Linked DNA regions of Homo sapiens: region 2 is linked to region 1. A link is an interaction called in ENCODE POLR2A ChIA-PET data of the cell type or tissue named here. Cell type or tissue: PC-9. All regions are shown on one strand. Each heading gives the region's core, and the rest is flanking DNA. Links, peaks and the distances in the headings are about the cores only. Region 1 overlaps ACSL3 (acyl-CoA synthetase long chain family member 3). Region 2 has its middle 40 kb from the start of ACSL3-AS1.

Region 1 (15,527 bases), core at 6,349-8,848:
ATTTTCTTTAATTTCAACGATTTATATATCATTCAGTAAGATTACTTAGATGTTTCCTTTTCTCTTCCTCCACTCCCCTTCCCACCCCCAAAAGCCCAGTTTCTTATCTGTAGTCTGCATGGACCAGCTAAAAAAACAAAGTTAAGAAAAGGAAAATAACATATAATTAGAACTTAAAAGTATGTTGTGGAAATATACAGAATAAATAACCTGCATCACAATTAACATATTGTCTTCATTTGTACTATGTAAAGGTTAAGTAGCTAAAAATAAGGTTTAAACATCCGATTACTTCCTTTAGTCAATAGTCTTGTGTTGTATTCAAATATTACTTGCTTTTTTATCTTTAAATTCTTTACAACATATTTTCTTCTTCCTACAAATTCCCAATTATTTTACCACTAAGAAAAGCTATTCCTGAACAACATATTTCAAAATCAAAGCAACTAAGATCACCAGTTGTCTTCCCTCTCACCTCCATTCTCTGCTGTGTCATTCCCTGGCCTCTGCAGCTTTTCTGCAAGTGCTCAAAAACCAGATTACACTTAAAAACAGAAGACACAGAAAAAAGGAATCCACCTTAAGTAGCTATGAGAAACATCTGGCCCAGCTCTTAAAAACCATTTTCCTCTGAAACCAAGGGAGGAGCAAACTTGCTGCTGTCTCCGTCTCCTTCCATACTTCTCATCTAGGTCACTTTCACATACAAATCCAAATTTGCTTCGCTACATTTCTTAAGAAGTTTAAAATGTTTCAATCCGACAATCACACAAAGGACACGTACAAATGTGAATTAACTTCCATTTTTACATTATCTCTTAAATCATGGGACTTCTGAACATAAGCAATTCCCAAACGTGAAAAGGTTGAGTTCTAAGTTTCGGGATTCAAGACACTGGGTTTCCCAAGTAGTTCATGACATTCCCTTTACTTCATCGCACAGTTAACCTATATAACATGACTACGAGTCTTATTTCTCTTTTTAGGCAAAATTATGACAAAGTTATCTTTGTCACTGTACCATAGTACTTCTTCCTGTGCACCACCCTCCCACATCAGTTTCTGACGGCCTTTTCCCTCCTCAAATATCCTAAGTACCCTACTGAGCACACATAAATGCACTGAAGCTCCAAAACCACTTCTTCACCTACACAAACCTAGCTGATCCTCAACAGTAATTACAGTCATTTCTATAAATGTCTACCTATTTAAAATCTATCATTTAATATGTCATAATTATCTTTGCAATTTCAATTTTATTGTAAATCTGCTAAACTCTCTTGATGCATTCTTAGCTAAGAATTCAAAGTTTGGAGTTCCCATAACCCATTAACTACTAAAAGAAATTTGTAGAGGAGTACTGTGTTACAATGGGTTTACCTAGTCACTTCAAAAGCACTCTTAATTTGATCACGTATATCCCTCAAAGAGACGCAGGCACAGACATGTCTAAAACAAAGTGAGGCGTACTATTAAAGTGGACAAAGTATATTCCTTTTTCCATCACATCTACTTCATTAAAAGATGGCAATCTTGGATACGCAAACAAAGCGTCGCAAACAAAGCGTCTGGAAAGATACACTCTATGAAAATAAGGGATAATCCCTAGCAAAAGAACCAGGGTAACATAGGAGTTTCCTGTTTACTTAGATGCTCCTACATTGCTTACAGTTTTTAATAATAAACATATTACTTGTGTGATTTCCTTTTAAAATCAGTTAAAAATGTTAAGATTAATAAATTCAACTGATATGAAAAAAGACTTCGAAATGAGATTCTGAAAAGAAGGATGTCAACTATCATGATTCTAATGGATAAAATGCTTACTGCCTTTACGTCATCATCAAAGCACTTTACCAACATAGACTATTCCCTACAGCAGTCCTACTCAATTTTTTCATTTCACAGAACGCTAAAAACCTTCGTCCTTAAATTTTTGCCCTAAAATTTCATAAACTCTAATTCACTTCAGATGACACAGAAAGAATAAAATTGTGCTATATTTCTTATGCCCCATGACAACTGTAATAACCATGCAGAACCTTCTATGGGTTGACAAAAAGCCCTTGAAACTACAATCTCTACTAAAATGTCCAGTTAGAAATTTACAGTAACATTCATACAAATTTTAAATGACCATCACATATTAAAATGGTCTAATTCATGCTAAACTATCCAAAATAAAGAGGCCACTGAGTTCAAATCCCTTGCAGATACTTAGTGAAATTCAAGTTAAGGAAAGGAAGATAGACAATACTGCTCAATGACATGGTTTAATGTCCCAATTGATTTATACAGAATTAAAGTAAATATAAAACTATCTTCCATATATAATCATAAAATGAGAATTACAATTTTTTGGTCAATTTAGCCATAATTGGTTTTAACTTAATATTTATTTTATAACAAATAAAAGAAATCTATTGTAATAAAAAATTAAATATTTTACCAGTTGACAATGGTAGGAGGTACTAGGTGCTTTGAAGATATGCGCCCTTGTGTCAAAACCTGTCAAAACAAACATAAAAAAGACAAGCATTACTACTCATATTCTAGTTAATCAGAGCCGAATGCCAACTTTTTCCTGGAACTATTTTACTTCTAAACCTCACATGAAAAGTTTCCGGTGAGTTTTTCTGGAAACACCAACCTATCACGCTAGCAAACAAAATTTTTATCATGTAACTTTTCTTCAAAAACATATAGTACACACACTACACACCAGTAAGAATGCCCAAAACCCAAAACACTAACACCACCCAATGCTTGCAAGGATGTGGAGCAACTCTCATTCATTGCTGGTGGGAATGCAAAATGGTACAGCCACTACGGAAGTTTGACAGTGTCATATAAAACTAAACATACTCCAAATATATGATCCAGCAACCACAGTGCTTGGTATTTACCCAAAAGAGTTGAAAATATGTCTACAAAAACACCTGTACATGCATGTCCATAGCAGTTTGATTCATAATTGCCAAAAGCTGGAAGCAATCAACATATCTTTCAACAAAGTAATGGATATATAAACTGTGGTACATCCAGACAATGGAAAATGAGTCAGTGTTGAAAAGAAATGAGCCATCAAGCCATGACAAGACATGAAGGAAACTTAAATGCATATTACAAAGTGAAAGGAGACAGTCTGAAAATGCTATGTACTGTATGATTCCAACTATATGACATATTGGAAAAGGCAAAGCTATGGAGATGGTAAAAGGATCCATGGTTGCCAGAGGTTAGAGCACAGAGGAGGATGAATAGGCAGAGCACAAAAGGACTTTTAGGGCAATAAAGCTATTCTGTATGTATTATAACGGTAGATACATGTCATCATATATTTGTTAAAACCTGCGGAGGGTACAGTACTAAGAGTGAACCCTAATGTAAACTATGGACTCTGGGTGATAACGATGTGTCAATGTAGGTTCATCAGTTATAACCAATGTAGCACTCTGGGGAGGTAGGGGGATGTTGATAAAGAGGGAGGCTATGCCTGTGTAGGGGAAGGGGTATATGAGAAATCTCTGCACCTTCCTCTCAATTTTGCTGTACACCTAAAACTGCTCTAAAAAATAAACTCTATTATAAAAAATAAGGTATTTCCAAAACTCAAAAAGTATACTATAAAGGCTGCGTTCATTTACTCATGATGATGATAAAGAATAAGTATTAAGATGTATATGTGGTGATATTAATACATTGTTTTTAAAAAACACTTTCAAATTTTTTCAATGATTTTCTCTATCACCTGCGAAGCAAACAGGTTAGCAGTCATTATATAGTTATTTTTAAGAATATATTAACAAGTAGAGCTAAAAGCTAAGTTTTTTTGAATCACTTAATTCAACATACCACTGCTTCATTAACTTTTAATTTGTTATTAATTTTTGTAAAAACGGACAGACCTTGCAGCCATAAAAAAGAATGAGTTCATGTCCTTCGCAGGGACATGGATGAAGCTGGAAGCCACCATTCTCAGCAAACTAACACAGGAACAGAAAAGAAACACCACACGTTCTCTCACTCATAAGTGGGAGTTGAAGAATGAGAACACATGGATATAGGGAGGGGAACATCATACACTTGGGCCTGTAGGTGGGTGGGGTAAGGGGAGGGAGAACATTAGGACAAATACCTAATGCATGTGGGGCTTAAAACTTAGATGATGATGGGTTGAAAGGTGCAGCAAACCAACATGCCACGTGTGTACCTACGTATACATGTAAACCTGCACGTTCTGCACATGTATCCCAGAACTTAAAGTAAAATAATAAATAAACTTTTTTTTTTAAAGTCAGGCATGGTGGCTCACGCCTGTAATCCCAACACTTTGGGAGGCTGACACGGGTGGATCACCTGAGGTCAGGAGTTCAAGACCAGCCTGACCAACAAGATGAAACCCCAACTCCACTAAAATTACAAAAATTAGCCAGGTGTGGTGGCGTGCACATATAGTCCCAGCTACTCTGGAGGCTGAGGCAGGAGAATCACTTGAACCCAGGAGGCAGAGGTTGCGTTAAGCCGAGATCATGCCACTGCACTCCAGCCTGGGTGACAGAGCGAGACTCTGTCTCAAAAAAAAAAGGACAGACCTTAAACTCAGATACTACTGGGTTCAAAATCCCTGCTGTTTCTTATTAGCTATGACTCCAGACAAGGTCATGCATCTATTCATCCAGGGGGGAAATAACTTAGAAATCTTCTTGTTATTAATAATTTCTTGTGCCAGTTTCCTCACATGTAAAAGAGAACAGTGCTATATATAATTCATATCCATAGTTGTAGAATTTCTATAAATAAAAAAGAGCAACAGGAGAAAGCAGGCTATGTATATTAACAGAAAATTCCACATTGTTTATTACCTATTAAAAATGGTTAACCTCATTAATTATCAAGGAAATACAAATTAAAACAGTATCATTTCCTACATTAAAATTTTTTTAATGAAAAAAATTCACAAGTGTTGGCAAAGATATGGCAAACAAGATAGATCTTGGCACTCTTACGGAAGTACAGCCAGTTAAGAGAGCAATTTGGCAGCATCTAGCAAAAGCTGAAAATGTAGACTCCTATGACCCAGCAATCCCTTTTGACAAATATGCCCTGGGGAAACTTATGTGCCATGCTTACTTTACCCTACTTTATTAAATGGCCCAAGGTGACAGGTCCTACTAGGTATGTAATTGGCCCTCAATAAATGTTAAAAATCTCTTCAACAAATATTTATTAAATGCCTTACTCAGCTCCAGACCCGACACTTTGCATTCTAAGAATGACACCATAGTACTGAAAAAAAAGAAAATTCCTAGTCAGTGGTAGAGCCTGACAAATCACTTTAACGTGGCAAAAACTATGAGAAGTGCATCAGCTGCATTAGGAAAACAGGCAATTGCAGCCTTTTGTCTAGGGTGGAGAAGACAAGGTCAAGGAAATCACTATAAACTGAGTTGATGCATGTATTTTTGTTCAAGCAGACAATAACTGCAGGCAATAATAACAATTATTTGTAAACGCGAAGGGAACTGTACAAGAAAAGAGAAATTTCAGAAGACTCTAAGTAGTTGTAGTAAGCTGAATAAAGGACCTCAAGGTTATCAGGCCCTAATCCCTAGGATCTACAAATGTTACCTTATTTGGAAAAAGACCCTAGATTACCCAGTGGTCCCTAAATGCCCTCACAAATGTCCTTATAAATAGAGAGGCAGAAGGAGATTGGACACACATGAAGGAGATGGTGACGTGAAGATGGAGCAGAGAGATTTGAAGATGCTGGCCTGAAAGATTGGACTGATAATAGGGAATGCCAGCAGCCACTAGAACTGAAAGAGGCAAGGAACAGGTTCTTCCCTGGAGCCTTCAAAGCTCTGCTGATACTTTGATTTCAACCCAGTAACACTGATTTGAACTTCTGGTCTCTATTAACATTAATAGAATAAATTTCTGTTGTTCTAAGCCTCCCAGTCTGTGGTGATTTGTTGCAGTGGCCCTAGAAGACAAATGCCTCACTGCCACTGTGAATGTTTGCTGCCCTAAGTGGTTGAAACATTATCCAGATCTCTTAAAAGTCTTCTAACTTTTATTAGCAGGGGGATGACATACTCGGATCTGTTTCATAATATTAAACCTGGTGCCAAATGTTGAGAATTTATTTGTGGAAAAAGAAACTAGAAACAGGAAAACCATTTAAAAATTCAAAATCCAGACAGAAGATAAAGTTCTTAATCACCAGATATTTGTGAAAAACCATCACTATCAAAGAAAGAGACAAACAGCAGACAAAAAGTGCCTCAGTGGAAACAGACAATGTAGGAAATGTGGGAAATTTTAAAATATGTCTATGTAATATTCTCAAAGGCATAAGAGAGGCTATTGCCATCTATGAAACAAGAATGCAATGCTATATATTAACAGAAGGAATAAAAATAAGAAAAAGTTCTTTGAAATTAATAGCAGCTGAAATTAAGGAGTCAATACAAGTGTCAGAAAATGAGGTGGAGACTCTTTTCCAGATAAAGAAGAGCAAAAGCAAGGGGTAGAATATAGAAAATTTAATTCTCATTTTAAAAAATAAGGTGTTAAATTAATCCAAGAGATTCAAGTTCCATTACAAGGAGTTCCAGAAATAGAAAAAAAGAACAAAGAGGCAAAAATTCCTGAAGCATTTTGCAAGCAGAAATTCCTAAAGCACACTGCAATATAATATCCCAGAGCTGATAAATACTAGTCTTCAGTTTGAAAGGACTGGGCAGATGAATGAGGGAAAAAATAACTGACTTCTAGACAGAGCCACGTAAATTCTCAAAGCTCAGAGTATAAGAATATCCTCAAATCTTCCTAAAAAAACAAAAGGCTGGCTGGGCATGGTGGCTCACGCCTGTAATCTCAGCACTTTGGGAGGCCGAGGCAGGCAGATCACCTGAGGTCGGGAGTTCGAGACCAGCATGACCAATAAGGAGAAACCCATCTCTACTAAAAATACAAAATTAGCCAGGCATAGTGGCGCATGCCTGTAATCCCAGCTACTAGAGAGGCTGACTGACACAGTAGAATCGCTTGAACCCGGGAGGGGGAGGTTGCAGTGAGCCAAGATCCTGCCACTATACTCCAGCCTGGGCAACAAGAGCAAAACTTTGTCTCAAAAAAAGAAAAAAAGAAAAAAAAAAAAAACAGAAAGCAAACCACCTACAAATAAGGTGATTCTATAACTGATCAACAAAGAAGGATACATATCAGAATAAAAGGAGGTACTATTAAAAAGTGTGATTTGGGCCAGGTGTGGTGGCTCATGCCTGTAATCCCAGCACTTTGGAAAGCCAAGGCAGGCAGATCACAAGGTCAGGAGATTCGAGCCCATCCTGGCTAACACAGCGAAACCCCATTGCTACTAAAAATACCAAAAATTAGCCAGGCATGGTGGCATCTGCCTGTAATCCCAGCTACTCAGGAGGCTGAGGCAGCGGAATCACTTGAAGCCAGGAGGCAGAGCTTGCAGTAAGCCAAGATCATGCCACTGCACTCCAGCCAGCCTGGGCGACAGAGCGAGAATCTGTCTTCAAAAAAAAAAAAAAAAAAACAGTGATCTGGAGGTATTCCAGACAAATCAGGATATATGGTCACCCTTCCTGTAAGGCAGGAATTCTCAACCCCCAGGCCACAGACCTGACAGCAGGTAGGCAACAGCAGGTGAGCAAGTATTACCGCCTGAGCTCTGCCTCCTGTCAGAACAGCAGCTGCATCAGATTCTCACAGGAGCAGGAATTCGGCATGCAAGGGTTCTAGATTGTCCGCTCCTTATGAGAATCTAATGCCTGATGATCTGAGGTGGAGCAGTTTCATCCCAAAACTATCCCCCACCCCACTGCCTCCTCGACCCCTGTCCATGGAAAAACTGTCTTCCACGAAACTGGGTCCCTAGTGCCAAAAAGCTTGGAGATCGCTGTTATAAAGAAGTAAGAATCATAATGGCATCAGATGTCTCAGAAACACAGGAAGGTAGGCAACTATGAACAAGGCCTTAAAAGTTTTAAGGGAAAGTTTTAACCTAGAATTCTACTCTCAGCTAATTTCCCAATCAATTGCAAGTAGAATAAAGAAATTTTCAGACTTTCAAGGACTTAGAAAATTTACATTCCACAAATACATTTTGCTAAGAAATTACTTTAAAAAGTCCTCAATCATGTGCATATATTCCTTTAAGTTTTAAAACAATTTTGTTAAGCCAGAATGATCTGAAGTTTTGTTACCTAGTTTACAAGAGCTGATATAATGCTGATTCCAAAACGTGACATACCACATAGGACAATCTCTTTAAAGAATATGAGGGAAAAAATCCTAAAATGTCAGCACATCTAATCCAGTTGAGTTAAAAGAATGATACACCATAACCAAGCATGGTTTGTTTACTCTGAGTGAAAAGATGCTTCACCATGAGAATTCTTTATTACTACCATCCTCTATATTTAACAGGCATAAGTAGGAGGGGAAAGGTGTGAGCATCACCATACATTTTCTTAAGTATTTAAGAAAAGTGAGGCCGGGCGCAATGGCTCACACCTATAATCCCAGCACTTTGGGCAGGTGGACCACCTGACGTCAGTTCATGACCAGCCTAGCCAACATGGTGAAACCCCATCTCTACTAAAAATACAAAATTAGCTAGGGGTGGTGGCGCATGCCTGTAATCCCAGCTACTTAGGAGGGTGAGGCAGGAGAATCGCTTGAACCCGGGAAGCGGAGGTTGCAGTAAACCAAGATCGCACCATTGCACTCCAGCCTGGGCGACAAGAGTGAAACTCCATCTCAGGGGTGGGGCGGGGAGTGAATATCAATTACTAAGTTTTAAAGGAACATCTTATTCAGAAACAAAATTGCTTAAACTTAAAAACAGTATATTTATTAGAAATCAACATTAAACATCATACTGAAAAGCAAATTCCAACCAAGTAAGGGACAACAAGGCCAACTATGATCATAATTATTATATATCAAGAAGGCTCTAACTCTATGCTGTCCAATGCGGTAACCGCAAGTGCCACTGCACACCTGAAACGTGGCTAGTCCAAACTGAGATGTGATCTAAGTGTAAAATACACATGGGATTCCAAAGACCTAGTAGTAAAAAAAGAACATAAAATAGTTAATTAATAAATTTTATATTGAACATATACACTGAAATAAGATTTTGAATATATTACATTAAACAATGTAATGAAATCAATTGCCTACTAGAAATGTAAAACTACATATATGGCTTACATTTACGGCTCTCAAGGCATGTCTTCTGAACAGCACTGCACTTTAGCCAATGCAATGAAAAAATAAACGACAGTTATGAATACTGAAAAAGACAGAATCATTATTGTGTGCAGATAAGTGCCTGCCTGACAAGAAAATCTGAAGGAATCATTTGAAAAATATCCAACCAGAGGGAGAATTCACAAAAATACTTCGATACCAAGTAAATAATAAAAATAGACAGGTTTTTTTTTGTTTTTTTTTTTTTTGGGAGACAGAGTCTCGCTCTGTCACCCAGGCTGGAGTGCAGTGGCGTGAACTCTGCTCACTGTAAGCTCCGCCTCCCGGGTTCACGCCATTCTCCTGTCTCAGCCTCCTGAGTAGCTGGGACTCCAGGCACCCACCACCACGCCTGGCTAATTTTTTTTTTATTTTTAGTAGAGACAGGGTTTCACCGTGTTAGCCAGGATGGTCTTGATCTCCTGATCTCGTGATCCGCCCACCTTGGCCTCCCAAAGTGCTGGGATTACAGGCATGAGCCACCGCGCCCGGCCAAAAATTGACAGTTTTTTTATATATTATTAATCACCAGTTAGAAATTGAAACGGAAATATAGTCACAATAGCAAACGCAAGTTTAAAATACTTCATGTAATATAACATTCATATTTACATATGGGTGTCTGTGTATGTAAAATGCTACTGATAGACACACACAAAAAAACCCTGAATATATGAAAAGACAGACTTGCTCCTGAGTAGAAAGGATAAATGTAATTCTGCCAAAATTAACCCATAAACCAAATGCAATCCCAATGAAAATCCTACTAGGATTTTTCTTACGTGTTTGTTTTGTATGCTTATGTGATATATTAATTCTAACATTTATCTAGAAGAAAAAACTTTGAGAAACAGCATATTTAATGCATATTTGCCCTATTCCATATCAAAACACGAATTGTTAATACAGAATTTTAAAACCAGAAATAGTCATGGGACTTTTGTATATGGCAATAGTGACATCACAGATCAGCAGGTAAAATCTTATTCAGTAAGTTGCACAGCATCAAAGAAAAATTTTAACAGAGGTAGTAGCTGAATTAAGTCCTGGAAAGATGAGAAGCAGATCCCTGAAGCAAACAACCAGCCTAGTAATACCTCTCTTCCACAGCTCCCATATTCCATAAATAGAAAAAAAAAAAAAAGGTTTATTATTGGTCTTTATTCTGATTCTGAAACAGTCTCCAGTGATGTCAACCCACAGTCCACATTGCCTGGCCTACGACTGTTGGGAAGGGAAGCACTGGCTCTGTTTCACATATGTGATACTGTTCTGTCCCCATCTCCAACACCGCAGACTACGGCAAATGTGTGCATCCACAGGTATCCAGCAGACCTGTGACCAGTGAAGCCTGTATCAAAAACATGAATGTGCTGGTCCAATCATACTCTTCTGTCCAAAACTTGGAATGGGGTATGGAATTGGAGAGAGACAGAAGCAGCTAAGAGGACTGTCAAAATAAACTCATCTTTCAAGATGCAGGATGAGTATAATTACCCACAGACAAAGCTGAATAAATCCCTCCAGGCTCTTATTCCTCCTTCACTCCTGCCTAACAGGGAGGCATGGGTGAGCATACAGTGAGTAATCACAAGTAGCCTGAGATCGCTGGAACACAGGAAATATATGGGGGGAGTTAGCAATGAAAATGTTGTAGATAGCATGAGATCGGTTTTCAAGTAAAGCATTTAACTAAATTTGTTTTTTATTTTATTTTATTTTTTTGAGACAGTCTCGCTCTGTCCCCCAGGCTGGAGTATAGTGGCACCATCTAGGCTCACTGCAATCTCCACCTCCTGGGTTCCAGCAATTCTCCTGCCTCAGCCTCCCACGTAGCTGGGATTACAAGCGCCCGCCACCATGCCCGGCTAATTTTGGTATTTTTTGTAGAGACAGGGTTTCACCCATGTTGACCAGGATAGTCTTGAACTCCTGACCTCAGGTGATCCACCCGCCTTGGCCTCCCAAAGTGTCGAAATTACAGGTGTGAGTCACTGTTCCCAGTCCTAAATGTGTGTTGTTGTTTTTTTTAAGAATGATTACTTGGGTCAACACAGAAAATAAACCGAAAGGGATTCCAGGTATGTGGTTATTACCACAGCCCAAGTGATGAAGTGCAGAATTTAAGGCAGTAGACACAGAAGAAACAGGACCAACTGTACAGGCTTCTCTGAGGTAAAATTAGTAGGACCTGTCAGGTAGGATGTATAGAGTAAGGGCTCTGAAAATTAAAGTCTACATTTCCAGAATGAAAGAATGGTGGCGTGTAACGAGGAATACAAGAAGAACAGACACAAATATGAGCGCATAAATATAGGGCTGGATGTTAAGTTTGTGGGAAAGACCAGAAGAGAGATTCACTATATTGTTAGAAATACAGGGCTGGGGCTCCAAACAGCTGAAGATGCAGAGGTCACAGTCATCATTGACTCTATTCATAGAACACAGAATTCCTCAGAAACAGTATATTCAATTGTAGGATAAAGGATTAAGGGCAGATGCCAGAAGAACCAACAAGAAAGGTAAAGGAACAGGAAACAGTGCCCTAGAAGCCAAAGACAAACACTTGTTGTCAGGAGTGTCAACAAGGCTGCAGAGAAGGCGATAAGCAGCAATGACATTAAAGTACAGCAAGCAGTGGGCCTGGCCTGAAACAATCCATCGCTTTCCTGCCTTCACAATCACATAATTTTTTAAATTACATTAGCATATATTACTCAACCAGTTAGTACATATTTACCAACAGAAAAGCTATTCTTCAGGAATTCCTGAGCTTCCATTAATAAGTATATACTGGTCATTCTGATATGAGATTTTTGGCCTTCCAAAAATTTTCTGGTAATATATTCAAATCTTTCAACTCAATTTAATAAATGCTTACTCAGTATCTCATGTCCATTACTGTGCTAGGTGGCAGGGATGCAGAGACTGATTCATTCATTCAACAAATGTGAGTGTCTCCTATACGCTGGGCACTGGGTGTGCAGCAGTGAATAAAGCACAGTATCTTTCTTTCTAGTGGAAGAATAAATTAAACTTACTCTCCCTGAAGGAGCTCAAAAGAAACACATTATGTTCTTGACTTATCTAAGAAAGACAGCAAATATAATTATTTCATAAAGCTATTTGAAATTAATAACAAGAAACAAAAACTGTGATCACCTATAATTAACATGCCTGTACTCTGGCATCATGTAATACAAAGAAATTTTATTAACTTAAATACACAGCTCCCAATTGTCTACGGGTAAATTATCCATGCATCAAGGGCAATTCCCAAATAGTGACTCACAATTCTGGGTAGTGTTCCATCCAAATTTCTAGCATGTAATCTAACACATGATGTAGTATATAATATATAGGCATTACATATGCCAGTTTTACACTATGTCCACCATTCTCCCCAGAAACATCAATGCAAAGAACAGAAACTGTTACATGCCTACAAAATCATTTCTGAACTAGGTATTTATAAAGGTATAAGTGTATATGTAGCCGTCACTGAGGTTAGTATCTAATAAAAACAACAAATGCCAATATAGATGTTTCTCACCAAAAAAGTAAATCTACGAATGTGCTATGCTTTTCATTCTCAATACCAAAGTTCAGATTTACATAAACAGGCCCTGAGTATTCAACTGATCCTGCCCTCATGGAACTTTCCATCTGGGCTATCATCTGCTCCACCTCTTCATTACAAGGAAAATCACAAAACTAACTTTTAAAAAACACCCTCTAAACAATCTAAGTACAAAACCATCTCTCAAGTACAAAACTCCAAAACTACTCTTAACCATAACCAGTCCTATTCCACCAACTCTTTCACTTCAATCCTTTGACCTCATCCAGAACTCCAATCCCCTTGAGCTCTCCACCATCTTTCTCAATCTATCAGGCCTCCCCCTGCCTGATCTCTACTGTTAATTGACTTATCCTGTAACACACCCTTTCAGTTCCCCAAGCATTCCCCATGTGTGTTCTTGTCCCATGCCTTTATGCTTGGTATGTCCCCTGGGTCCCATCTCCAATCCCCTCCTAACTCAGAAAAACTATGCTCTATCCAGAAGTAAAGGAATATAGATTTTCAATGAACTCTCTCCATCTATTTTTACCTCCATCGTTTATCTCCCCTCCTCCATCAAGGCTGGGTTAGATGTCCTTCCTATGAGCTTCCAAAACACTTCAGGCATACCATTAACGTAACTTATTACAACTGTATTTTAACTTTGCTTTTCTGTCTCCCCACAACAGACTGTGAGCTTCTTGAAGCAAGGACTTTTTTTTTTTCTCTGCTTTCCTAGAATCTAGCCGAGTATGTGATACATAGCGGGTATGAATAAATGTATACTTTTATAAATACTATTTTATATTCTATAATTTAAATAGGCATAAAGAAAATATTTTAAAGTCATAAAGTAGGACCAGGTATGGTTGCTCATGCCTGTAATCCCAACAGTTTGGGTAACTGAGGCAGGAGGAATGCCTGAGTCCAGGCGTTCAAGACCAGCCTGGACAAAATAGATCTAGTGTCTACAAAAAAAAATGTTTTTAATTGGCTGGCCATGGTGGCACACGCCTGTAGTCCCAGCTACTTGGGAGGCTGAGGTAGGAGGATCACTTGAGCTGGGGAAGTTGAGGCTGCAGTGAGCCATGATTGTGCCATGGCACTTCAGCCTAGGACTGAGATTCTGTCTCAAAAAAAAACAAAAAAACAAACAAACAACAACAACAAAAAAAACCATAAAGCAATAACTAGCTCTTGCTCAAACATCTGTTGAGAAAAGCTATCCCACATGAGGGTAGGGAATGGGTACCAGAATCAAAGCTGCTCCTATGATTTACAAATCACACACTATTGCTCCTTCCCCTGCTTATTAATCCCAATACTTTTATACTGGTGAAACAGTCCAAACTCTAGCTCAAATGTCACCTCTTTTATGAAGTCTTCTAATATCTACTTGCAGTCCTCTAAGAACCCAAAACACTTTGCACATACATCTACATTAGCACTTTTAACTATGGATTGTATGTTTACTGTTTTACTTTCTATCTACTTCAACGAGGTAAACACTCTAATGATGCATCTTTGAAATATGAATCCCAAGAAACCTACAAAGTATTACCTAGTATATGTTCAATAAATGTTGGCTGATTTTATGAATAAAATTTTAAAACAGGGAAAAACAAAAAGAAACATCATCAAAAAAAACCCAGCAATAAGCTAAGGAATTATGTCTGTGCTTATGACACTGAACTGGACAACCCAAAAGGGGAGGGGAGGAGGGGTAGAAACTCTGGTCAATATCAGCTCATTCAACAACCCGTCAAGCAGCAATCAGTAAGGCCATCTAGGTTCATAGATGTGATCATTTCTGCGCTATAACGTCATGCAATTAAAGAGGAAAGAAGCCTCACCAATAAGTCATCTTCCATAGGCACTTCTTTCTAAAATTGCCATATGAAAGTTAATACCAATAAGGTCAAATTTACAGAAATTATTCCTATTCTTTTCCAGGAACCAAAAGGAATACAGAATGGGATATAAATCAATCAGTGAAAAGCCAAACCAATGAATTTTTTTATTTCATTGAATAAAAATCAAGATTTCAACTGGCACTACACAGATCAACTCATTATTATCCTGATCTGAATCATGACGAATAGATATGAGATTCCTCCCTCCAACCCACCACTCCAAAGGTTTTTATTCAAAAACAAAAATCCCATTCCTTCCGTCCCCAATCTTCTTGATTTTATCAGTGATAAGATCAGTGATAAAGTTTTATCAGTGATAAAAACTTTGAGAGACACTGTATTATATGAGCTAATCTTCAGAGAGCTGGAAGGAGACATTTTTAAAGTAACAATAACAATAGGTACATTTACTGAGCATTTAATACGTGCCAGGCACTGTTCTGATCACTTTGTATATATTATCCTTAACATTAGCAGGTTATACACAACGCAAAAAAAAGTAAATCAAAAGCTAAATTTTTACAATTATTCCTAACTTCACCTCTCCATTCAAATTTTCACATAAATGAAGATTTTTAATTCTTCAATTCTATTTTTACTTTTATATCTTTTTTTTTTGTTGGTAGAGACGGGTTATCACTATGTTGCCCAGGCTGTCTCAAAACTCCTGGCCTCAAGCAATCCTCCCATCTCTGCCTCCTGAGTACTGGGATTACAGTAGTGAGCCAATGTAATTTAAAAACTGTAAATCTATA
Region 2 (15,527 bases), core at 6,818-9,317, 77 kb before region 1:
CTTCCCAAAAAACAGATCTCAAAATAAGAGATAAAAAAGGTAATAGAAAAAAATAGGAGACCTAGAAGACCAATCTGTGGATCCAGTGTCTGACTAATAGAACTAATACAAAAAAAGAGAAACCAGAAGAGACAGAGAGAGAGGAAGAAATTATCAAAGACATAACAGAAGACAGTAAGAATTGAGAGGTGGGACTGATCACTGAGGATTCAGGTAGTCAGAAAAGTCGGCACAGAGGAGGGAAGTTTTCAGCCCAGCCTTGAAGGATGTTCAGGATTCTGACCAGTGGGAAGAAAGAGAGGTCTCAAGATACAAAGCCCAGCAAGCAAAGAATTCAGACCAGAAAGAGCCTGAGTTATGCCTACAGAAGCTGCCTAGATTCAGATTCAACCACCATTTCTCTAGCATTGGCATCTTCAGACATTGTTCCGAGCCCCTTTAATGCTGCACCCAGTGGAATCCTCACAACCATCTCACAGCTCTCATGTATAGCTCAGGACACTCAGCCTAGGAGAGAGAGGCAATGCATTCATGTCACACAGTGGTTGATTCTAGAGTAGAATTCACACCTATGATGACCCCAGGCTCTAAGTCCCTCACTCATAAATCTCATCAGGGATGAGAGTTCTCACAATTAAAAAGAGGGCTCTATGACTAGAAAGGTAAGTTGAGGGTAGATTTTCAGGGGCCTAAAATATTAAGTAAAGGAGTTCTTTTTTTTCATATGACACAGTCTTGTTTTGTTATTCATACTGGAGTACAGTGGCAAGATTATGGCTCACTGCAGCCTCAACCTCTGAGGCTCAGGCAATCCTTCCACCTTAGCCTCCCATGTAGCTGGGACTGCAGGCATGTGCCACCATGCCCGACTAATTTTTTTTTTTGTAGAAACAGGGGTCTCACTGTGTTGCCAAGGGTGGTCTTGAACTCCTGGCCTTGAGGGATCCTCCTGCCTCAGCCTCCCAAAATGCTGAGATTACATACATGAGCCACCACACCTGGCCAGGATTTCTAACTGTATCATTAAAGCAATGAAAAGCCATAGGAGATTTCTGAAAAGAAAATGACACAGTGAAGGTGGTGTTTGAAGAGGATAAAGCTGACAGCAGTTGGAGCAGTCGGGAGGGAAAGAGACCTCTGAAGCTGTGACTATGGCTCCTACACAAAGGAGCTGGATCTGCCCATGGGAGCTGGCAGTGGAATGAAAGAACGAGAATTCAAACATGCTTCAGCAGTGTGCGGGGAATGCACATGAAGTCTTTGGCCTTGACCTTTACTTGTAATGCACACCCTAGCAGGGTAAGGGGACATTGTCCGTGCTCCTCCCCTTGGGTCCCTTTTTACTGTTTTTGTGTTTCCCACCTTCTTTCCTGTACTTTTGTTTCCTGTGCTTATGCCAGCACCTGTGGCTCTTCTTGAGAGGCCAGGGCTCCTGGGGCAGGTTTGGCCCAGGTGCAGGGAGTGGAAATGGAGAAGCTCTGAGCTGCCAACCCCCTCAGGCCCTTGACCCACAATGGATGGGGACAGGGATGTAATAGCCCACTCCTGGGCCTTGGCTAGAGCATCTCTTCCCTTCCACAGCCCCCTGCAGGATTCAGTGGGAGCTTCCTTCTGTGGACATGGGAGAACCACTCTCACACTTGGCCTCCCGGTGTTCTGCTGCTCCTACCATGCCCTCCTGGGGACCTGGGAGTGCATCCTCCACCTGTCACCCACACACCCTCACCTTAAGGTCTGCTTCTGATGACCCCAGACTGAGACAGATAGGGGAAAAGTAAGAGCAAGCTTGAAACAGGGGAAGGAGAAGGAATGGGAGGAGATTAGCCCTCAGAGTCTGCTATAGTTTGGCTGTGTCCCCACCCAAATCTCATCCTGAATTGTAGCTCCCATAATTCCTTCATGTTGTGGGAAGGACCCGGTGGGAGATAATTGAATCATGGGGGTGGTTTCCCCCATACTGCTCTCATGGTAATGAATAAATCTCATGAGATCTGATGGTTTTATAAGGGGTTTCCCCTGTCACTTGGCTCTCAGCCTCGCTTACCTGCCACCATGTAAGACGTGCCTTTCACCTTCCATCATGATTGTGAGGCCTCCCCAGCCATGTGGAACTGTCAGTCCATTAAACCTCTTTTTCTTTATAAATTACCCAGTCCTGAATATGTCTTTTTTTTTTTTTTTTTTTTTTTTTGACAGAGTTTCACTCTTGTTGCCCAGGCTGGAGTGCAACGGCACAATCTCAGCTCACCACAACCTCCGCCTCCCAGGTTCAAGTGAGTCTTCTGCCTCAGCCTCCTGAGTAGCTGGGATTACAGGCATGTGCCATGCCCAGCTAATTTTGTATGTTTAGTAGAGATGGGGTTTTTCCACGTTGGTCAGGCTGGTCTCGAACTCCCGGCCTCAGGTGATCTGCCCGCCTTGGCCTCCCAAGTGCTGGCATTACAGGTGTGAGCCACCACGCCCAGCACAGGTATGTCTTTATCAGCAGCATGAAAACAGACTGACTCAGAGGCCCACGTGTGATGCGATGAGGAGACTTACTCCTTACTGACCATGGTGCTCGGGCACAGCGGCCCCACAGGATGTGTATCTGGCCTTGTGAAGCAGCTCCGAGACAAGACTCAAGCTGCTCCCAGAGTCTGGAAAGGTTCCTCTGGTCTGCAAGAGATCTTGAGGATGACCCAGGGGGTCCTTTAGGAGTTAGCATTATTGCTCCACAGCCTATCTTGCAGAAATTTCCTGTCCTGGAGTTTAGAGAACTGCAAGAAGGAAGCCTCAGCGTTCAGAAGGCAGGCAGAACTTTGCTCTCAGTGCAGCTTATTCCTTAAAACCCACTGGGGGAATTACAAAGAAGCACCCTCTTTGTAAAATGTTCTTGTTTCATAGTTTAGGGGAAGGGAGGAGACACTCACTTTATATTCTAATTAAATACACTCACTTTATATTCTAATCCCTCTGAGGCACATGCAGGGATTAGACAGGAAGCCAGTGGAGGTGTCCTGTCACAAAACCAAGCTATGAGCTTCTGACCCTAAGAAATACACATCATTTTACCCTAGAGTAATTTAGTTTGGTGGCAGACCTTGGGGTTCCTTGCTCCATGAGAAACAACATTCTCATCCCTGGTGAGTTCACTTTCCAGTAAGCCTCCTGACCTCATCCACTGTTGAGAAGTTACCTGCCACCAGTAAAATTTTATTCAGTTGCTGGTATGGTCTTTGGATAGGCTGTGCCATTTCTTTGTTGATATCTATGTCATATTTTAACTGAAAAAATTTTAACGCCCAGAGAGAACTTTCCAGACCTACAGTTTAGTGAAGACAGGGGATGAAAAAAAGCCCACTGTGGCCCAAAGTCCTGGAGCAAAAAGAGGAAATAGAAATCCGTCTGTATTAGTCCGTTTTCATGCTGCTGATAAAGACATACACCTGACCCGGAAGAAACAGAGGTTTAACTGGACTTGCAGTTCCACGTGGCTGGGGAGGGCTCAAAAATCATGACAGGAGGTGAAAGGCACTTCTTACATGGTAAGAGAAAATGAAGAAGAAGCAAAAGTGGAAACCCCTGGTAAACCCACCAGATCTCATGAGACTTATTCACTATCACGAGAATAGCACAGGAAAGACCGGCCCCCATGATTCAATTACCTCCCTCTGGGTCCTTCCTGCAACACGTGGGAGTTCTAGGAGATACAATTCAAGTTGAGATTTGGGTGGGGACACAGCCAAACCATGTCATTCCACCCATGGCCCCTCCAAATCTCATGTTGTCACATTTCAAAACCAATCATGCCTTCTCAGCAGTCCCCCAAAGTCTTAACTCATTTCAGCATTAACCCAAAAGTCCACAGTCCAAAGTCTCACCTGAGACAAGGCAAGTCCCTTCCACCTATGAGCCTGTAAAATCAAAAGTAAGGTAGTTACTTCCTGGATACAATGGGGGTACAGGTATTGGGTAAATACAGCCATTCCAAATGGGAGAAATTGGCCAAAACAAGGGGGTTACAGGGCACATGCAAGTCTGAAATCCAGCGGGGCAGTCAAATTTTAAAGCTCCAAAATGATCTCCTTTGACTCTAGGTCTCACATCCAGGTCACACTGATACAAGAGGTGGGTTCCCATGGTCTTGGGCAGCTCCATCCCTGTGGCTTTGCAGGGTATAGCCTCCCTCCCAGCTGCTTTCACAAGCTGGTGTTGAGTGTCTGCAGCTTTTCCAGGTGGACGGTGCAAGCTGTCAGTGGATCTATGATTCTGGGGTCTGGAGAATGTGGCCCTCTTCTCACAGCTCCACTAAGCAGTGCCCCAGTAGGGACTCTGTGTGGGGGCTGTGACCCCACATTTCCCTTCCGCACTGTCCTAGCAGAGATTCTCCATGAGGGCCCCACACCTGCAGCAAACTTTTGCCTGGGCATCCAGGCATTTCTATACATCCTCTGAAATCTAGGTGGAGGTTCCCAAACCTCAATTCTTGATTCCTGTGCATCTCAGGCTCAACACCACGTGGAAGCTGCTAACTGAGCTGTACGTAGGCCCCTTACAGCCATGGCTGGAGCAGCTGGGACACAGAGCACCAAGTCCCTAGGCTGCACACAGCACGAGGACCCTGGGCCTGGCCCACGAAACCACTTTTTCCTCTTGGGCCTCTGGGCCTGTGAATGGAGGGGCTGTCTCAAAGGTCTCTGACATGGCCTGGAGATATTTTCCCCATGGTCTTGGGGATTAACATTAGGCTCCTTGCTACTTATGCAAATTTCTGCAGCTGGCTTGAATTCCTCCCTAGAAAATGGAATTTTCTTTTCTATTCCATAGTCAGGCTGCAAGTTTTCCTCTGCTTCCCTAATAAAATTGAATGCCTTTAATAGAACCCAAGTCACCTCTTGCATGCTTTGCTGCTTAGAAATTTCTTCCACCAGATACCCTAAATCATCTTTCACAAGTTCAAAGTTCCACAAATCTCTAGGGCAGGAGCAAAATGCCACCAGTCTTTTTGCTAAAACATAACTAGAGTCACATATACTCCAGTTCCCAACAAGTTCCTCATCTCCATCTGAGACTACCTCAGCCTGGACCTTATTGTCCATATTGCTATCAGCATTTTGGACAAAGCCATTCAACAAGTCTCTAGGAAGTTCCAAATTTTCCCACATTTTCCTATCTTCTTCTGAGCCCTCCAAACTGTTCCAACCTCTGCCTGTTACCCAATTCCAAAGTGGCTTCCATATTTTTGGGTATGTTTTCAGCAACACCCCACTCTACTGGTACCAATTTACTGTATTAGTCTGTTTTCATGCTGCTGATAAAGACATACCTGAGACTGGGAAGAAAAAGAAGTTTACTTGGACCTACAGTTCCACATAGCTGGGGAGGCCTCAAAATCATGGCAGGAGGTGACTTCTTACATGGCGGCGGCAAGAGAAAAATGAAGAAGCAGCAAAAGCAGAAACCCCTGATAAATCCATCAGATCTCATGAGACTTACTCACTATCACAAGAATAGGATGAGAAAGACTGGCCCCCATGATTCAATTACCTCCCCCTGGGTCACTGCCACAACACTTGGGAATTCTGGGAGATACAATTCAAGTTGAGATTTGGGTGGGGACACAAACAAACCATATCACAGTCTGACAGTAAGATTGGACTAATCATGTAATATATGATAGATATATCATAGAAATAGAAATCAGTAAATGATTAAGGTTGATTTAGATTAATATTTGAGATTGTTCCAGCCAAAATATGACACAGACATCAACAAAAAAAATGGCACAGTCTATCCAAGGACCACACCAGCAGCAAGGCAGGTGAGGGTCAGACCATATGGAAACTTGGGCACCAAGAAAAAGGAGACTGAATTCATCATAACAGCCATGAAATGCCATTGAAAAGCTTGTAAAAGAATATAATATAATTAGCATATGGTCAAGTAATTCCATTGCTAAGTATATATCTGAGAGAAATGAAAACACATCTACGCTCAAAAACTCTTATATGTGAGGCCAGGCACAGTGGCTCATGCCTATAATCCCAGCACTTTGGAAGGCTGAGGTGGGCAGATCCTTGATGTCAGGAGTTCGAGACCAGTCTGGCCAACATGGTAAAACCCTGTCTCTACTAAAAATACAAAAATTAGCCAGGCGTGGTGGCACATACCTGTAATCTCAGCTACTCAAGAGGCTGAGGCACAATAATTGCTTGAACCCCAGAGGCAGAGGTTGCAGTGAGCTGATAGTGCCACTGCACTCTAGCCTGGGCAACAGAGCAAGACTCCATCTCAAAAAAAATAACAAAAACTCTTATATGTGAACCTCTCAGAAGCATTATTCAGAATAGCTGAAAAGGAGAAACAGCCCAAATGTCCATCAAGTGACTAATGAATAAACAAAATGTGATATATCCATGCAATAAAATATTATTCAGCCAAAAAAAATGAAGTACTAATACGTGTTACAACATAGATAAACTTTGAAAACATAGTAAGTGAAAGAATCTAGTCACAAAAGACTATGTATTATATGATTGTATTTATGTGAAATGTCCAGAATAGGCAAATCCATAGAGACAGAAAGTAGATTCGTGGCTGCCCAGGAATGGGGTGTGGGGGAACAGGAGGTGACTGCTAATGAATACAGGGTTTCTTTTTGGGATGATGGAAATAATCTTAAAATTAGATTGTGGTGATGTTTGCACAACTCTGTGAATATATTAAAAAGCATGAATTTTATGCCTTAAATAGATGAATTGTGTGGTATGTGAATTATATCTCAGCAAGTTATTTTTTAAGATGTAATTAAATTTATGTTTTGGAAAGATCAGCCTGGCAGTCATGTGGGAAAAAATTAGAGGAGTATAGAAATGAATGCAGAAAGGCCAGTGAAGAGGCTATTTTTACCATCAACGTGGTTATGAATGACAGAAGGCACGAGTGGAGGTGGTGGTAGAGAAAAGTGAATCACTCGAGAGAGACTCAGAAGGCACAAGACACAGGAGTTGGTGCTTGGTTGGCTACGTGCACGAGGGTGAGGGGGAAGTCCAGCATGACTCCCAGGTTCTAGCCAGATGGAGAAGTGCTACACTCACCACATTAGAGCAGAGTGCAAGAGGACCAAGCTTGCTTCTGTGCACAGGGTTATTACGAATTTAGCTTGGAGGTACTTTTGAGACATTCAAGCAAAGATGTTTAGCAAGTAGAGAAAGTGCTACAACAGACATGTGTGGGTAACCTTCATGTAGCAATGAAGCTCTGAGATTGGGTGAGACCACCTGGGAAAAGAGGACTGAGCCTAAAGAACTCACTCTGTTTCAATGGCTGGATAGAAGAGGACAAGCTGAAGAAAGGCCACGAAATGTAGGGGAAAGCCAGGGACGTCATCAGGGAACACCTGGGCTTCAAGAACCATGGATCTGTGGCATTGAATGGTGCTGTGAAGTCAAGGAAGACAGAACTAAACTGTGTGCACTGGATTCAGTGACATCGTGTTTTGGGGGCTGTCTGAAAGAGCTGCTTCCCTGGAATGATGTGCCCAGAAGCCAAATTGTGTTGGGCTGGAGAGTGAATAAGAGGGGAGGAGATGGAGATTAGGGGTCTTGGGTTAGGTTTTTCAGATGCAGACTGGGACATTCAAGTGCAAGTGATTGATTAAAATGCCCCAAGAAAATGCCAGTCAGGGGAGGGAAAGGAGAACAAAGAAGACAAGAGAAGGAGGCCAACCAAGGTGCAATCTCAGGAAACGCCAGCAGAGTGTGGCTTCAGCCGGATCCTGGATCCCACTGGAGAGCTCTGTGGTGTCAGTTGTTCCAGCCTGAGGCGAGGGAGCGTGGCTTTCAAGCATTGCCCCTGAGTCACCCTGAGTAAATTCTAGGAACTTCTGGAATGTACTGAAATTACCTAGAATATATTCCAAGGCCTTCTGGATCTGTGGAGGGTGGAGGTGGGAGCTGAGTGGTTCTCATAGCCCAAAGGCAGTCCTCATGAAGCCATAGTGCTGGGTGTTAGAAGCAAAAGCACGCTGAAGGGGGGCAGGCACACACACAAAGCAGGGATTCAAAGGTCTGGGTGGACAGCCAACACTGTCTGATACATCAGATAAGAAAACATTATTTTGAAAAGTTTGACTTTGAAGAATAGGAGAAAGACAAAATCATAGCTGGAGGGGAAAAGGGACAGTTTTGATTTAATGGGAACAACTCACAAATGTTTAAAATCAACATGAAGAGTCAAGTTGAAAGAGAGAGGTAAGCTATTCAAGAAATGAAAGGATAATTGATCATAGAAGAGTTGAGAAAGAAGAAAGAGAACAGGTGCAAAGCACAGATGAAAATGTTGGCCTTCCGTTGACAACTTGCAAAGGGCACTCAAATACAGAGCTCATTCAAACCTCACAAAATCATGGGAGACTTTTTTAATGTGCCTACTCCATGCAGCCTTTTTTTACATGAACTATTTCATTTAATCCTGATAACTCAGTGAGGTAAAATACTATCACTTTACAGATGAAGAAACCAAAACTCCATTAGAATTTTGATTGGCTGCATGTGACTGGAAACTCCAAGAAATAGTAACATAAACAAGTTAAAAATTTGTTTTTTATCTCATGTAAAAATGTCCAGTGGCAGGCAGTCTTGGCTTGGTATGGGGCTCCTTGATAATTAAGGACACAGGCTCTTTCTGTCTTGCTAATGCAGCCATCCTGATGCATGGCTTCCATTCTCAAAGTCACCTTGCGGCCCAAAAAGCCCTCTAGAGGTCCAGCCATTACATCCCAATTCCAGGTAGTAGCAAAGTGGTGAAGGAGAAGGATCTAAAGTACCATATAATGATTCCACTTATTTCTCTTTTACCAAAATTTAGTCTCATTATCACACCCAGGTAAAGTTACATCTAGATTGCAGTTCTTTAGCTGAATCCACCGCTGACTGAGTGAGTTTGGGGTTCTGTTGCCAAGAAGGAGTGAGAAAATGGGATAGGAAATCAGCCCTCTGAAACACTGAGTAATTTGTTGAAAGCTATCTGTACTATCTCCACTACTCTTCAACATGTACTATAATCTTAGACAGTACAGCTAGATAAGATAAACTAAGCAGAATCATACAAATTTGAAAAAAGTGAAACTATAGCTATTTGCAGATGACATGAAAGAATACCTGGAGAATCTTAGAGAATCAATGATAAAACTAGCTCAAAAGATTCAAATAAGATAGCAGGATAATAAAGCTAATGTACAGAAATCAATAGTCTTCATATACGTAAGCCATAACCAATTAGAAAGTTTTATGATAAAACCTCATTCACAATAGCAACAAAGAAGGTATAGCAATAAACTTAAGAAATGTGCAAAATCTACATAAGAAAAACTTTAAAACAATTCTAAAAGAAAAGTTGACATGAACGAATGAGAGACATACTATATTTTTATTTTCTATTATTATAAATTTGAAAAATCTTTGTGGGTAGATAGCCATTGTAAATATTTATGGGGTACATGAGACGTTTTGATACAGGCATGCAATGTGAGATAAGCACATCATGGAGAATGGGGTATCCATCTGTCCCCTCAAACATTTATCTTTTGAGTTACAAACAATCCAATTACATTCTTTAAGTTATTTTCAAAATACAATTAAGTTATTATTGACTATAGTCGTCCTATTGTGCTATCAAATAGTAGGCCTTATTCATTCTTTCTATGTTTTTTGGTACCTATTAACCACCTTCACCTCCCCCACAATCCCCACTCCCCTTCCCAGCCTCTCATAAACATCTTTCTACTCTCTCTGTCCATGAGTTCAATTGATTTTATTTTTGGATCCTACAAATAAGTGAGAACACACCTTGTTTTTAAATAGGAAGAATCAATATCATAATGATATCAGGTATCCTTATTTTATAAATGTAATATCCATTCCAGCAAGCATTTTTATGTAGCTAGAGATATTAATACTGAAATTTATATAGAAAAGCAAACATGCAAGAATGACCATTAAACACTGGAAAAGAAAACACTGAAAATGGAATTCTATAAGGAAGGACTATCCCTACCAGACATTGGAACATACTATAAAGGTTCCATAATTAAAACAGTGTGGTACTGGTGCATGAGTGGATAAACTAATGAAGTGGAATAGAAAGTCCAGAAATAGACCCAAATACATATGGAAATTTAGCATATAACAAAGCAGCATCTCAAATCACTAGGGCAAAATTTACCTTTTAATAAACAGTACCTGCATATCTAATTAGCCATTTAGATTAAGAGAAAATTAAATCTATACTTTAGACCACATACTGAAATAAATTCAAAATGGATTAGGAATCTAAATCTATTAATAGGTCTCCACCCCCAGGCTACACCCATTCTCAGGCCTTCCGACTCTGAATACATCATTGGCTTTCCTGGTTCTCCAGGCTGTAGGTGGCATAGTGTACGATCTCTCAGCCTCCATAAGTGTGAGCCAGTTCCCATAATCAATCATGTATAGTCTCCTATTGGTTCTGTTTCTCTGGAGAACCCTGGCTGGTACCACGACTTCCAGGAGGTGAGTAGTAATGAGGGTTAAAGGGTGGGGGTGGGAGCAGGGTGAGGAGTTTAGGGGAAGGATAATTTCCCGAGTGTGTACCTTTTGGTATAATTATGTTATAGCATATATGTAGAATCACGTTAACGTTTCACATATCCAAATAAAAAGGATGGGTAGATAGACAGATAGATAGATAATTAAATGAGAAGGAGTAGGAAAATACCCAAAATTGAAAGTAAGCAGAAATAAACTAACCTATTTTCAAGTAAATTATATAAATACACTGAAGGGGGTTGAACACTTACTGGAGTAACTTTTGAATTCAGAATTTTGACCATATACCCTCAAGCTAAAGTCAAAAATGAACTGTAAACAAACATTGAATTCTAGTTCATATCTTCACTTTCCACAGTGATATGGTTAGCAATTCTGCAATGACTTTCTGGCCAGGCACAGTGGCTCACACCTGTAATCCTAGCACTTTGAGAAGCCAAGGTGGGAGGATCACTTGAGGTCAGGAGTTTGAGACCAGCCTGGACAACATGGTGAAAATACAAAAATACAAAAATTAGCCAGACATGGTGGTGCATGCCTGTAATCCCAGCTACTTGGGAGGCTGAGGCAGGAGAATCGCTTGAACCCGGGAGGTGGGGGTTGCAGTGAGCCGAGATGGCGCCACTGCACTCCAGCCTGGTGACAGAGCAAGACTCCATCTCAAAAAAAAAAAAAAAAAAATGTCTTTCTGTGTGTTCTAAGATTGAGGATTTAAGTGACTCTATTCTGAATAAGGGGAGCCAGGTTTATAACTGTTGAAGAGTGTTACAGACACGGAAAGAAGGAAGGCTAGAATGAACCTTGTGTTGCTGGGTTAGTATTGGAGGTACCAGTATGAACTCAAGGTTTTAGGAGGGATAGAAGGATGGACAGACAGAATAAAGCAAAGAAGAAAGGAAAACAGATACAGATAGTAATATAGGGTGTGTATGTGTCTGTGTGTGTGTGTGAATACATATGTGTATTTATTAATGCTGTCCTCTGAGACAGCCTAGAAAGAGTGACCCCCTCCCCCAGTAGGAATGAGTACATCTAGCACCTAGATCTTAATTGAGTCCTGGCCCCCAGGAGGAGGTGGATTTATTTATTTACTTATTTTTCTCTTGCCCTAAAGGACATTAACAGGACAACTAGAAAAATTTGAATAAAATCTATGTCATTGTTAACTAACCGATTTAGGTAATTGTGGCCATATAAGATAATATTGTTTTTAGGATATACACTCTAAAATATTTAGGAGTAAAGGAGTATCATGTCTGCAACTTACTCTCAATGGTTCTGAAAAAAATTTGAGAGAATGATAAAGCAAATACGGTAAAATGTTAACATTTGAAGGATTTGGATGAAGGGCATACTGGAATTCTTATACTATCTTTGCAACTTTCCTGTAAGTCTGAAATTATTTCAAAATATAAAATTATTTTAAAGAAGCCAATAAAAAATGTTAGCTCAGGAATTCTGAAGGTGGCACAGAATTGTGACTGGTTATTAGAGTTCAAACTGTATTAAACACCAGTCCAGGGAGACTGGTGTCCCTTACAAAAAAGGAACTTACAACACAGTAATTACAGTTTCGGGGGGGAAGTTGCCAGACTAACACCCCTTTTGCCATTAAAGTTTGCTACTTTTCTATTCAAAAAACATAGAAGGAAATTCATTCAAGAAAATGTGGGAAATGCTGAAAGCTGTAAACCAGATGATAGGCTAGTTTTCATTATATTTGTGTACACACTTATATGTGCCTTTTCATAAAATTAGGATAGGATCAGATCATGTTTTATACACTTTTATATGCTCCTAGTTTTGGAATATTATAAGCATAGCTCTTGCTATTAAAATTTTTTAAAGGTGGAGAGGGTTGAGTCAGTCATATTCCCCAGTGAATGACATGTTCGTGTGTGTTATATTTGTACTTAGCAACAGTACTTTTTACCTTCATTCCCTTCATCCCATTCTCCTCTTGTTTGTATGCGCTCCTGTAATGCACATAGCTCTGTGCAATGCATGCATCGTACACAGCTCATGCTGTCCTTAATGTTTTACTCAGCATGCTTCTAAGTTCCCTTTAGTCCACGACTTCTAACTGCTACAGATACTCAAATATTTTTAAACAGATGAATTTTCATGATTGCATAAAACATCATAGGACTGTACCATCATTTTCATCTCTTTCCCTGCTGTTGGCAAATAGATTGTTGCTGTTTTCTTCTTTGTTCCTTGCTCCTCCCAAGTCAGGAGTAAGACGAGTTTGTGTGTATGTCTACTGTGTGGCCATGCCAAGTCTCCTTAACATCTCTGAGCCTCAATTTTCCACAAATCTAGGGTTGAACACGGACTTGTAACACTGATATGCGAAGGACCCAAACAGAAGGAGGAGGGATTACTGTGGACAAAGCACTTGGCGACAGCAGTCTATATTCTACAAGGCTCAGTTCCAGGAGCCCAGTTCCTGGAGTAAGGATCTCAGTTCACACTACAATCCATAAGAGGCAGATCTGCTTTGACATCTTTTGCAAATTAAAAAAAAAAAGTGGGCAGAAAGGAGGGATCTAGGGAGATTAACATGTTGACCCTGGACTCATCTCTTGGGGTAAGGTGGGAGGGTGCACTTACACCTCACTAGCAATTTGATAACAGCTGGACCAACCAGCAAGCCACTCCAGAGACACTGGAAAGATGACAGTGCAGCCTCTCGACCCAGGAGAATCCCTGGAAGCAGCACCACTGCGACCACCATTTCCCCAGTGCAGAGGTAGGCATGGGCATGGGCATGGAGGTGGGGAGGTGTCTGGGCAAACATGGGCCCAGAGAAGGCTGCCAGAGATAGCTAAGGACATGCCAGAGGTAGCTAAGGGCATGGCAGTATGCTTTTGCTCCCCTAGAACCTCCCCATCAAAGTGAAGGGGACCCAAAGAAAGGCTGGGTAGAAATCCTGTTGGGACTGCGGTGGGTGTCACGCTCCCATAGATGCCCCACAGCAGGAGGCTCTGGGGGAAGTCACCAGGTGACAGGCTGCATTTGTCTGAGTTCACCTGAAGGAGCCAGCATCAAACATCGTGAGAGGTTGAGAGAAACAACATGCATTAAAGAAAATGTGGTACAAATACACCAGGGAATACTATGCAGCCATAAAAAGGAATGAGATCACGTCCTTTGCAAGGTCATGTATGAAGCTGAAAGCCATCATCCTTAGCTAACTAACACAGGAACAGAAAACCAAACACTACATATTATCATTCATAAGTGGAAGGTGAACAATGAGAACACAGGGACACAGAGAGGGGAACAACACACACCAGAGCCTGTCAGTGTGGCGAGGAGAGGGAGAGCATCAGAAAAAATAGCTAATGCATTGGGAGCTTCATACCTAGGTGACGGATAGATGCAGCAAACCACCATAGCACACGTTTACCTATGTAACAAACCTGCACGTCCTGCACATGTATCCCAGAACTTAAAGTAAATTTTTTTTTAAAGAACCAACATCCAGGCTATTAGCAATGATGTCCCACACCAGCTGGAAATGATACCACAGGGAGAGGGAACAAGGAAAAGCCAGAGGGTCTACAGTGCGAATCCTGCCCCTTCCCTGTGAAGTTATTTAAAAGTCCAGGGCCAGGGGCCAGGAGGGAGCAAATAAAGCCCCCAGAATAACCATAAATGGGCATGAGGCATTGCTGTGAGGTGAGGAACTTGTTCTAAAACTGGGCTGTAGTGATGATTGTCCAACTCTATAATTTACTAAAAATCATTGAATTATACACTTTTAAAATGATTGAATTTTATGGTATGTAAATTATACCTCAATAAAGCTATTTTTTTTTTTTGAGACGGAGTCTCGCTCTGTCGCCCAAGCTGGAGTGCAGTGGCGTGATCTCGGCTCACTGCAAGCTCTGCCTCCCAGGTTCACGCCATTCTCCTGCCTCAGCCTCCCGAGTAGCTGGGACTACAGGCGCCCACCACCACACCCGGCTAATTTTTTGTGTTTTTAGTAGAGACGGGATTTCACCGTGTTAGCCAGGATGGTCTCGATCTCCTGACCTCGTGATCCACTCGCCTCGGCCTCCCAAAGTGCTGGGATTACAGACGTGAGCCACCGCCCCTGGCCAAAGCTATTTTAAAAAAGAAAAAATCCTTAGATGGAAAATTTAATCATAAAATGTGGCCTCAATTTTAATATGCAACCCAAACTAGAAATAGCCAGAATGACTGAAGTCTCAAGAACAGAATAATTATGTTGCCTACTCTAAGCCAAAGTTAACAGAACTCCATTCTAAGGATACAGCAGTCTTTAGGTTTGCACATATCTAGTGTGTCCATTTATACTTGGTGCTACACAAGGCACCTGGCACAGTGCCAGGCAGGTGGCAAGCCAGCAGCCAAATGTTGTTTTATTAACTGCTCAGGGCAGATGGTCAGTGCCATGCTTGGAACTGGAGACCAGGTGGGCAGAATATAGTAAAGCATCATGGGTCAGCAAGGTGCTGGGGTGGGGTTGAGGGGTTTGGAGTCAACAAGCCAAGACCAACAGGATGGCTCAAGAAGGTCTGGCAGCATTAGTCAAAAGGCTGGAGTCGGGGGACCAGACCACATCAAACTAGTGTGCAGTGAGCTTCAGACAGACAAGGTTCCAACCTAGCTGTCACTTACTCTTTTAACTGCTGTAAGCCCCAGCTGCCTAATCTGTAAAACAGCATGAATAAGGACACCCATTTTTGTGTCACTGTCATGCGGATTTATGGAGGTAACATGTATCAAATATTTGGCAAATTCTGAGTTAACTGTTGTGTCCTGTTGTTCTGGTTTTTTTTGTTTGTTTTTTTGGAAACAGGGGTCTCTCTCTGTTGCCTAGGCTGGAGTGCAGTGGCACGATCACAGCTCACTGCAGCCTCAACCTCCTGGGCTCAAGCAATCCTCCCACCTCCCTAGTGGACCACAGGTGTGCACCATCACATC

The links. Peaks named below come from ENCODE experiments on the same cell type or tissue, not always from the same donor. Only the 100,000 strongest peaks of a DNase experiment are listed, where the experiment ranks them.
Region 2: POLR2A ChIA-PET joins it to region 1 with 18 read pairs; 2 of 35 experiments call an interaction of 5 or more read pairs at or near these places.

What each region holds. Positions count from the first base shown.
Region 1 is chr2:222,874,811-222,890,337 of GRCh38, reverse strand. ACSL3 (acyl-CoA synthetase long chain family member 3) reads right to left here. Exons shown (of 17, transcript NM_004457.5): 2 at 2,450-2,508. Among named protein-coding and RNA genes, the nearest start is that of ACSL3, 22 kb to the right of the region's middle. In PC-9, for the core only: no CTCF peak of the experiment used is centred there; a DNase peak (open chromatin) is centred at 7,637; H3K27ac peaks cover 1,521 bases.
Region 2 is chr2:222,951,806-222,967,332 of GRCh38, reverse strand. No RefSeq gene overlaps it. Among named protein-coding and RNA genes, the nearest start is that of ACSL3-AS1, 40 kb to the right of the region's middle. RefSeq lists an enhancer at 6,851-6,950. In PC-9, for the core only: CTCF peaks have their summits at 7,483 and 7,690; a DNase peak (open chromatin) is centred at 7,852; H3K27ac peaks cover 1,099 bases.